Regions from separate parts of the Homo sapiens genome. Here region 2 is linked to region 1. Evidence: chromatin loops called from intact Hi-C (ENCODE). Cell type or tissue: PC-9. All regions are shown on one strand. Each heading gives the region's core, and the rest is flanking DNA. Links, peaks and the distances in the headings are about the cores only.

Region 1 (5,571 bases), core at 791-4,790:
CCTATTCAAGGACAAAAGCAGTCAATAAGAACTGATCTCAAGGTAACTCACATGTTGCAATTAGCAAACAAGTACTTTAAAGCTGCTATTACATGTTTGTTTCAGGATTTATAAAGGGAAATATGTGCATAATAAATAAACAAATTGAGAATCTCAGAAGAGAAACAGGAACTATTAAAAAATAAATTAATAATTCTAGAGATAAAAGAAACAGGATCTGAAATTTTAAAATTTACCTATTGTACTCACAGGTAGATGGGAGATGGCAGAAAAAAAGAGTCAGTGAACTTAAATAGAAATTACTCAATCTGAAGAAAAAGGAGGAAAAAGATTGAAGAAAAAGAGCTCGAGAAACCAGTGAGACAATATCAAGTGGTCTAACATCTGTAATTTTTGTCCCAGAAAGTGATAATAAAGTGAAAAAATATTTAAAGATATTATGACTTGACTCTGCTCAAATACAGTGAAAAATATCAACTCACAGAGTCAAGAGGGGCTGAGCGTAGTGGCTCATGCCTGTAATCCCAGCACTTTGGGAGGCCAAGGCAGGCAGATCACCTGAGATCAGGAGTTCAAGACCAGCCTGGCCAACATGGTGACACCCCGTCTCTGCTAAAAATACAAAAAAATTAGCCAGGCATGGTGGTGCACTCATGTAATCCCAGCTACTCGGGAGGCCGAGGCAGGAGAATCGCTTGAACCTGCAGGCAGAGGTTGCAGGGAGCCGAGATTGCGCCACTGCCCTCCAACCTGGGCAACAGAGCGAGATTCCATCTAAAAAATAAATAATGAAAATAAGAAAAATAGAGTCAAGAGGGTCAACAAACTCCACAGGACAAATAAAAATGAAGCACCCCCATGCACATTATAATTAAATTACAGAAATTTAAAGACAGAGAAAATCTTGAAATCAATCAGATGAAACTAAATTCCATACAGAAGAAGAGTGATAAGAATGATGGCTTCCATTTCCTCAGAAACACTGGAAGCCAGAAGGCAGTGTCATAGTATTTTTTTTGAGACTGAGTTTCACTCTTGTTGACCAGGCTGGAGTGCAGTGGTGCTATCTCGGCCCACTGCAACCTCCACCTCCCAGGTTCAAGCGATTTTTGTGCCTCAACCTCTCAAGCAGCTGGGATTACAGGCATGCGCCACCATGCCTGGCTAATTTTTCTATTTTTAGTAGAGACGGTGTTTCACCATGTTGGCCAGGCTGGTTTCGAACTCCTGACCTCAGGTTGATCTGCCCACCTCGGCCTCCCAAAGTGTTAGGATTACAGGTGTGAGCCACCGCCCCTGGCCTGTCACAGTATTTTTAAAGCGCTGGAATAAAACTGTCAACCTCTATTCTATAGCCAGCCTTCAAGAATGTAAGTAAAATGAAGACATTTTCAGATAAACACTAAAAATCTCTGAAAGGCATTTTTATACTTACACTGGTAGAAATATTGAAGAGAATTCCTCAGGTTGAGGTAAATGACCTTGTAAAATGAAAGTAACAGAAGGAATGAAGGTCATTGGAAATAGTAAATATAAAAGGGTATATGTTATTTTCTTTTCTTCTCTTAATTTCTTTACATGTATCTGTTCAAAACAAAAAAACCTTAGCACTGTGTTGTGGAATATATAGTGTATGATGTAATATGTTTGACAACCAAAGGATGGACACATAAATGTAATTACACTGTTGCACATACATATACAACACGTGAAGTACAATATTAACTCTAAGTAAATTTTGATAACTTAAACATGCATATTATAATCCCTAGAGAACCCATTAAAAATGCAGGAGTTATCACTAAAAGCCAAAAGATTAAAATAGAATACTAAAATTATCCAACTAACCCAAAGAAGGCTATAAGGAAAAACAGATGGAATAAAAGAAAGGTAAAGCAAATAGAAAAAAGTAGTAAATGGCACATTAAATCCAAGAAGATCAATAAATATATTAAATGTAAATTATTAAATACTCTGATTAGAAGACAGTTATTGTTAGAATGGATTGAAAAGCCAGACCCAACTATATGTTGTCTACAAGAAAGCACTTGAAATACAAAGACCAAGTTGGTTGAAAGTAAAAGGAAAAATACAAAACTTCATTAAAATTAAAACTAATACTTATAAAAAGACATGGTTACAAATACAAATAGCCTACAGAAGGGGAGAAAATATTCACAAAAATGTCTGGTGAAGAACTTGTATTCAGAATATACAAAGAACTCATACAACTCAACGATAAAAAGGTAAAGATTCCAGTAAGTATAAAAATTGGCAAAACACTTGGACACTTCACAGAGGAAAATATGAATGGCCAATAAGTGCATGAAAAACTACTCAGTATCTCTCATTAGTCATCAGGGAAATGCAAATTAAAATTACAGTGAGATGCCATTACTTACCCACCATGTTGGCTAGAAAAACTGACACCACCAAGTGGTAGCAAAGATGTAAAGCAACCGAAGTGTTCATACTCGAGAGAGGTGTAAAACCACTTGGAGAAAAGTTCCAGTAGTTTTTTATGAAGTTAAATATTTACATCGACTCTTGGCCCAGCAGTTGCAGTCCTGGGTATTTATATAAGAGAAATGAAGATACATGTACAAACAAATGTGTACAAAACTGTTCATAGCAGCTTCATTCACAATAGTCCAGACTAGAAACCACCCATCAGCAGGAGAATGGGTAAACAAATTTATATGGAGCTCTAAAATTAAACTCATCTAATGGGAAGTTTTTCAGAAAAGTAGTGTAGAGAACTGGCAGGATGGGAAGAGATGCACAAATTTAGTGGGAAATGGATTCTATATCATCATAGGAGTGTGGTTTACACAGGTATATCCATTTTTCAGATTTGTACAGCTAAGATTTGTGCATTTCAGAGTATGTGAATTTCTCTCCCCAAAACCTGTAAAATAATAATAATAAAAACAATGAAGCAGGTCGTGGGGATTGGGTGGCAATATAGATAGAATAATAGAATGATGACTATTATTGTAACTGGGTAATGGATATGTAGGAGGTCATTATATTATTCTACTTACTTTGTATATACTTGAAATTTTTCATTAAATGGAGATTTAGAAATTATTCCAACCTCCATTTTTATAATACATTATCTTAAATTTAGAAGTTTGATTTAAGAATGGTTGGATATATTCTGTGTCAAAGAAATATTCCATTGAAGTATAATTATTTTAGTTTCAGTTCAGTTTTTATTTGTTATTTACATTCAAGTAAAATTAAATTTAGAACTTCGTATTAAAATAATTCTTACATTATTTCTGCCAACCTACAGGTACATATGCAACTTATGAGTACAGATGCCTGAAATGATATTTGTCACCTATTAATTTTGATGAGTTTTTGGTGGCTAAAACTGGGGATTTGGGGGTATATTTTTGCTTCCTTCCTTGTGCCTTTCTGTATTGCTGAAAATTTGTAAATATTATTTTTACAAACAAAATTTATTCTTAAAACATATATATATTATATACATATTATATATATATCATGGGAAGTTTTCTAGTAATGAGAGCTGTCTATATCAACTAATTCAAATTTTGTCCCTGGGTGTTTACTAAATACCAATGCCTTGAGGAGCCTTAACATCTCTATGATTTTTTGAGCCTGCAAGCTTTCTGAGTGAGTGCATATTCAAATGTTTTGTCTTCCTTGTCTAAGGAAAAAAAAAGAAAAGAGGCCCTGAGTCCACTTCTCCCCTCTCTCGTGTTGCTATGCTATGTCAGGTAACAAAGATCATTCATTGTGTGTGTTGGGGGGTTATGTATGTAACCATATGTTTAAGAGAAAATGTAAGCGCTTCTGCTGTTGCCTTTATTTACTGTACTCTCACCAAAGATCCCACATTCCTAATCTCCACATGGTTGTATTGCTGTAACCTACATAAACTTGTGGGCTTTTTTCCTTGTTTAATACTTGAAGGGGATCAGTATTGTGGAGGACTCCTTGACAGACCTTCCGGCTCTTTTAAAACCCCCAACTGGCCAGACCGGGATTACCCTGCAGGAGTCACTTGTGTGTGGCACATTGTAGCCCCAAAGAATCAGGTGAGATTCCCTGGAAGTGTGAAGAAAGCATGCATGTGTGAATTGCCCAGTGTGGGGGGCCCACCAACTCTCAAGAGCCTCCTGTTGTGGGGGCTATTCGAGAGCTAAGGGATACAAGAAGAGGAAGGTTCCTGGACACAGGTATTTCTTCATGCGAAGACCCCAGATATTTTTTTTTTTTTTTGAGACAGAGTTTCGCTCTTGTCGCCCTGTCTGGAGTGCAATGGTGCGATCTCAGCTCACCGCAACCTCCACCTCCTGGGTTCAAGCGATTCTCCTGCCTCAGCCTCACGAGTAGCTGAGATTACAGGCACGCGCCACCACGCCCGGCTAATTTTGTATTTTTTTAGTAGAGACAGAGTTTCTCCATGTTGGTCAGGCTGGTCTCAAACTCCCGGCCTCAGGAGATCCGTCTGCCTTAGCCTCCCAAAATGCTGGGATTACAGATGTGAGCCACCGTGCCCGGCCTAGCCTTTGCATTTTTTTGAGTTGCAAATTCATGGATTTAATTTCCTGCTATATAATGACAATTTTCAAAACAGTTTTAAAAATACAAATGGTAAGCAGATCTCACATAGGATTGTTTAACCCTGCAGTGGATGTTATAAGCAGCAGCGACTAACTGTGGGAGGATAAAAATCCCCAGGTCCATGGACATTTCAGGTTACCATTTGCTCCCATCACAAACCCATCATGTCCTGATAATAGTTATTCTAGTGACTAAATAAAAAAGTGTGGATGCTTTGCCTCAACAAAGCCAACAAAAGCAAGCCACATTATCTCTTCAAAGAACAAGCTGGTCTGCTTTAGGGTGTTTTTGGTTGTCATTTAAAATAAAATATGTGCAGGTTCCCCACAAAAAGCTTCATTCATTGTTCTGAAATAATCAACAGAGAAGGTCGACTTTTCCAGTATTTATTAATTTGTGGTTACATATACAACTTTTTACCCTTTCTGGGAACCAGTTTCACATATTAATTGCAGGAAAGAACTTAGCATAGAAACACATGAAATCTACTTTGTGGACCTTTAAAGATAACTTTATAAAAATTATTACTATTAGAAACACTATAGACTTTAACCCAAACACTATGAGGTAAACATTATGATACTGTTTTTAAAAAAACTTTTCTAAATTAACCTTTCATATAGCTTGAACAGATACCATTTGTCATGTATTTCTTTTTTTATAGAAAATTATTTAAGCTAATATACCATGCAAGTTAGTGATTTGAACATATACACATATATACAGACATAAACAGTGATCATAATTCCAAAACTTGGTTTTATTTTTAAGAAGAAATATATGGCCATTTATTTAATAATGGAAGATTTTATAAGTCTGTTGAATGTTTTATAAAGTAATTTTAAAAATTGTGTTTCTGAAACATTTAAACCATTATGTAATTCTTGAAATTATATTGATCATTTTCTCTGTGACATTTGTAAATATATTTGACCAAATAATTCCAACTTAATTATACTTGCAGATTACAGT
Region 2 (5,571 bases), core at 489-4,488, 53 kb before region 1:
CAGGGGGATCACTTTAGCTCAGGAGTTTGAGACCACCCTGGGCAACATGGCAAAACCCTGTCTCTACAAAAAATACAAAAAAAAAAAAATTGCCAGGAGTAGTGGTGTGTGCCTGTATTCCTAGCTAACTACTTGTGGGGCTGTGGTGGGAGGATTGCATGGGCCTGGGAGGTTGAGGCTGCAGTGAGCAATGTTCACAACACTGTGCTCCTGGCTGGGTGACAAAGTGAGACCCTGTCTCAAAAACATAATAATAAATAGGGGCCCCAGAGAGCTGCCTTGCCTGTTCCACCATGTGAGGACTCGGTGAGAAGGGGCTGTCTGTGAGGAACAGGCCCTCACCAGGCACAGAATCTGCCAGCACCTTGATCTGGAACTTCCCAGCCTCTAGAACTGTGAGGGAGATGTGTATTGTCCCTAAGACACTCAATATATGGTATTTTTGTTATAGCAGCCCAAACAGACTAAGACACTTGATCTTTATTTTCCTCTGCTACAAGTCTTTTGTTGTTAATAATAGTGTAAGGGGTTTTGTTTTGTTTTGTTTTAAGAAAAGGAGAAATGCAGTCCAAAGATATCCCTATATTTGTGATACCAGGAAGGACCATAACATCCCACATACACTTTCAATATAGTATTGAAATAACACAATGTAGTGACCTCCCTCATAAAACCAGTAAGCACTCAAGCATAATCTTGTGTGAGTGTCACAAAGTTCAATTCTTGATAGCTGTAGTCTTTACATGCGGGCAGCCCTCCCACTCTACTTCCACCTATACCGAGAACTTGAAAATAAAGTTGCCTCTGAGAATAAAACCCTAAAATCCAACCATATGACAGCCAAGGGAGTGTACCACATAGATCTCCTCCAAGACAGAATCTGCCAAAGGACTGTCATTAGTTGGCAGCCTCCATCTGCCACACTCTTGGGATCTGCTGCATCACACATGCCAAGCCATACTCTAGCCAGGCTGCCCAGCCAATGACTGAACAAGGCAGGGGTACCAGAGCCAGGTGGCTCCTCCACAACACAGGTCTCCTCTAGCAGGCCATCTTTGCTAGAGCTCCTCATTGCCCTGGCCAATATTTTACTCAGGGCTGCACTATGATCTGAAGCACTTCCAGCCCAAACCCCCTTCTTTCCCTAACTCCTCTCACAGGTGTCAGACCTGCATTGCAGTTCCAGGCTCCACCTACTCACGGTTCTTCTTCCCTTTGTCCTCCATAGACCTTTCCCCTGATACGTCTCTTGCACATTGATCTCTTGCAGAATCAAATTCTGTACTGGTGTCTGCTTTTCAGAAGACCCAAATCAACACAATACAAAATGAATGAGACTAATTGAAGAAATAACCTTAAAGAGCATTCTCAACAGTAAGGGCAAGAACCAGGTCTCTTCTAACCAACACTGTTATCTACAGTGCCTAGTGCAGCACTTGGCATAGAGTAGGCTCTTGATAACTTGTGGAAGAAAGGGAGGGAGGGAGGAGCAGAGAGAGGGAGGGAAAAGGAATGATTTTTGGATTAGCTGGGACTTAAAAATCTAAAGAAGTCTCAGTGAATGTTAAAAAAAAAAAAAGCCATAGCATTAGAAGGAAATATGTAGGGAGAAAAGGGTGGTCAGTCTGGAATTTAGAGAAAGGAGTTTCAAAGAGTGAAAATTTGCGTGTGTCTCCAGCATTGTCTGGGAGAGGCACAGATGCACACACAGATGCATACACACATTTATACATGTATCCATATCTAATATGCATAAAAGCTAATACGTGGGAAGTAATGTGTATGTGTACATTATACATATATTTATATGCCTGTTATTTTGCTCAGAATACCCAGTACATATAAACAACACCTAAATATACCTCCAAGGTAAAAGGAAAATGAAACAAACAAAAAATTCTCTAGATACTGCCAATGGAAACATTACCAATTGAGAAAACAGAGACAACTGCCAGCTCCAGGCAGAGACAGTGCTTCTGTTGCTCCAACTTCCTATTTGTACAATTAGTCCTACACAGCGGGCCAGGATACTCCTGTCATTAGCATCTGGCAAATATGTCCCTGTTAAGAAGCATCAATTCCAGTGTCTCTGAGAAAAAGCTCTAGTCTCGATGATGAGCTATAATCCTATCAAATTCAATCAAATGGGTAAGTCTCTTGCTGTTTTTAAAAATTAATAACCATTTAATACCCAAAATAAATATACTTTGATATTCAAGCATTTTGGCTTCACTTAGAATTTACTTAGAATGATGCTTTCCCATATAGATCTTTTGCAACTATCTTAGCAGGAAAAAAAATACATATTCAGGGTTCTACTTATTTCTTAGGAAAATAAAGCTTATGTTGGGTTTATTTTAAAAGCGTTTATAGGACTTAAAATGTTTTCAGAATTTGAGGACAAGACTCAAGGCACATACATTAAACTAGTTTTATTAATATAATGGTTTTAGGACTGTGTTCATAGCCATGATCATGTGTATACATGTGTATATATACAAACATGTAAATATACACAGGTGTATGTGTATATATGTAAATTTTGCAGTTAGTTCTCTGTTACACTCAGAACTTTAAAGAATCTATAAATTACACAGTCTCATAGTTCTAAAGACTTTGTTTGCATGTAACATTTATTTGGATAATGCCTGTTAGGTAGTTAGCTTACTTTTTCAGAAGTACAACCCTTAAGCAATCTTGTAACACACAACAAACCAGTTCAGTTGTTTAGTGAGTAATGAATGTAAACCTTTTCCTTGAGGAACAAATAAACAGCAATTTGAATTGAGGTAGATTGTTATCTCTGCCTATGATTAGAATGGTATTCTCCAAATGGCACTTTAGAAGACCAATGAGTAAACAGGAAGTTATTTGTGAATGGAGCTAAGATAGAAAAAGATCCACTATCATTCCTCTCATTCTAAGCCAGTGTCTTATTACGGTAATGTTGACACTAAAATCATTATTATTGATTGTTTTAATTGGTGGCTTTTCCAAAAGCAAAGACCCAGAAGAACTTAGAACTAAAATAAACTCTTCAAATCCCTGGATAATACTTTTATCATAGAAGAGACATTGGAAAGAAAGGGGACTAAAGTGGCACTAGTACTGTCTTTGGGTGGCAAAGTTAAGGGTCATTTTCTTTTTTCTCTTTTTTAAATAGTTTCCAGATTTTATATAAGGAGCAGGTATTTCCTTTATACTTAAGGAAATTTTTACTTGAAAACAAAAAGAAGAGATGGTTTAATGATGACGGAAGACCATAGAGCAAAACTGGAGAGAGCGTCAGTTTCATTTCTTGGCGTGGGTTAGGGTTCAGGCGCTGATGCCAAGCTCTTGCCCCAAGCTTTGAGAATCAGTGAGTGAGGAGAGCACAGGGACCCCAAGGCAGTCTGGGATAAAAGGGATCTGGGCTGATATCCTCTGGTGTTTTTGATATTTCTTGCTCCAGACTCCTGGCCCCTTGTTAGGCAGCCACTCTTGGTGGCATTCTCCTCATTTTTAACATCCCAGCACTTCCCCGATGGCCCTATTTCATTGCCTGCCTTGCAGACAACTACCATCTTAGCATGACTCATGGTTATGAGTAACATTGAGTCCTGGTGAGAAAGCCAGATGAATTAGCTACAAAAGCATCCAACTGGCTAAAGGAGTCAATCTGTTGGATGAGGTTCTTTAAATATGATGAGCTGGGCATGGTGGCTCACGCCTGTAATCCCAGCGCTTTGGGAGGCCGAGGCGAGTGGATCACAAGGTCAGGAGATCAAGACCATCCTGGCTAACACGGTGAAACCCCGTCTCTACTAAAAATTCAAAAAATTAGCTGGGCGTGGTGGCAGGCACCTGTAGTCCCAGCTACTCAGGAGGCTGAGGCAGGAGAATAGTGTGAACCCGGGAGGTGGAACTTGCAGCGAGCCGAGATCGCGCCACTGCACTCCAGCCTGGGCGACAGAGAGACACTCGGTCTCAAAAAAAAAAAAAAAAAAAAAAAAAAAAAAAAGATGATTACACCTAACAAACAAAAAGATATCTATTACCTGCAGTTGATACAAATCACTTTTATAGGCAAAGGTTCATCCCCAAAAGTCAACATAATAAAACAATTCCAAGAAGTTTTGGTTTGATTTGGTATCTTTGTTAGTAGTACTTCTTCTTTTTTTTTTTTTTTTTTGATACGGAGTCTCAAGCTGGAGTGGCCCAAGCTGGAGTGCAGTGGCGCGATCTCGGCTCACTGCAACTCCGCCTCCCTGGTTCACGCCATTCTCTTGCCTCAGCCTCCCGAGTAGCTGGGACTACAGGCGCCCGCCATCATGCCCGGCTAGTTTTTTGTATCTTTTAGTAGAGATGGGGTTTCATCGTGTTAGCCAGGATGGTCTCGATTTCCTGACCTCGTGATCCACCCGCCTCGGCCTCCCAAAGTGCTGAGATTACAGGCTTGAGCCACCGCGCCCGGCCTGTTGTTAGTAGTGCTTTTACTCCATGGTCCTCATTACCATCAATGGCCCACACGTTGTTTTTTTTTTTGTTGTTTTTTTTTTTACTGTCAAGGAGATAGATAGATAGATAGATAGATATGGTCTTTCCTTCCTTCCTTCCTTTCTCTTTCTTTCTTTCCCTTTCTTTCCTTTCTTTCCTTTCTTTCTTTCCTTTCTTCTTTCCTTTCTTTCTTTCCTTTCTTTCTTTCAGACGGAGTTTCACTCTTGTTGCCCAGGCTGGAGTGCAATGGCACGATCTTGTCTCACCGCAACCTCTGCCTCCCAGGTTCAAGTGATTCTCCTGCCTCAGCCTCCCGAGTAGCTGGGATTACAGGCACGCACCGCCATGCCCGGCTAATTTTGTATTTTAGTAGACACGGAGTTTCTCCGTGTTCGGTCAGGCTGGTCTCGAACTCCTGACCTGCTGGCCTCGGCCTCCCAAAGTGCTGGATTACAGGCGTGAGCCACCGTGCCCGGCCAAGGTAATATTTTGTAGCACTTGTCCTTACAGCTCTTCTCACACCCAAGTTGTCTCTGTTTGACATGGTAGAACCCTGGGTTCTCTCAACAGTCTTTTCCAAATTCTTAAAGGCTTATTGCCATGTGGAAGTGGGGTGACCTGTTGTTCTGAAGCATTCACCTCAGGCTTGGTCCTCTTTCCCAGGAATATATTTGCTTACATGCTACTTCCAGAAGAAAGAAAAGCAAAGAACCTCTTAGGCAACATCTCCAGAGTAGTAGGGAGAGCTCGCTGATTGGACAGCCCCTGGTCACATGTCCCACTGGGGGCTGGAGAAGCAGTGAATGGAATCAGTGCTCACAGAAGCACACGGCATAGGGAAGGGTGGCTCCCCAAGGAAGGGATGCTGAGTAGATAAACAGCATATGTCTGTTCATGCCGTCTCCATGTGTACTGAGCATTCCTGAATTCCCAGAAAGGCTCTAATGGATTTTCATGCAGTACTGATGAAAACCCTGAGTTTTCCAGTTAGCCTGGGTTCAGATCCCAGCTTTTTTTTCTTTTTTCTTTTTTTGAGACAGGATCTCGCTCTGTCACTCAGGCTGAAGTGCAGTGGCAGGATTGTAACTCACTGCA

The links. Hi-C counts contacts between places; a loop is a spot of excess contacts. Peaks named below come from ENCODE experiments on the same cell type or tissue, not always from the same donor. Only the 100,000 strongest peaks of a DNase experiment are listed, where the experiment ranks them.
Region 2: it touches region 1 in a loop (2.4-fold over the local background); 7 of 110 quality-filtered maps call a loop at or near these places.

The regions. Positions count from the first base shown.
Region 1 is chr3:142,841,423-142,846,993 of GRCh38, reverse strand. PCOLCE2 (procollagen C-endopeptidase enhancer 2) reads left to right here. Exons shown (of 9, transcript NM_013363.4): 4 at 3,946-4,070. Among named protein-coding and RNA genes, the nearest start is that of PCOLCE2, 45 kb to the left of the region's middle. In PC-9, for the core only: CTCF peaks have their summits at 2,222 and 2,422; no DNase peak of the experiment used is centred there.
Region 2 is chr3:142,894,402-142,899,972 of GRCh38, reverse strand. No RefSeq gene overlaps it. Among named protein-coding and RNA genes, the nearest start is that of PCOLCE2, 8.1 kb to the right of the region's middle. In PC-9, for the core only: no CTCF peak of the experiment used is centred there; DNase peaks (open chromatin) are centred at 2,772 and 3,572; H3K27ac peaks cover 1,105 bases.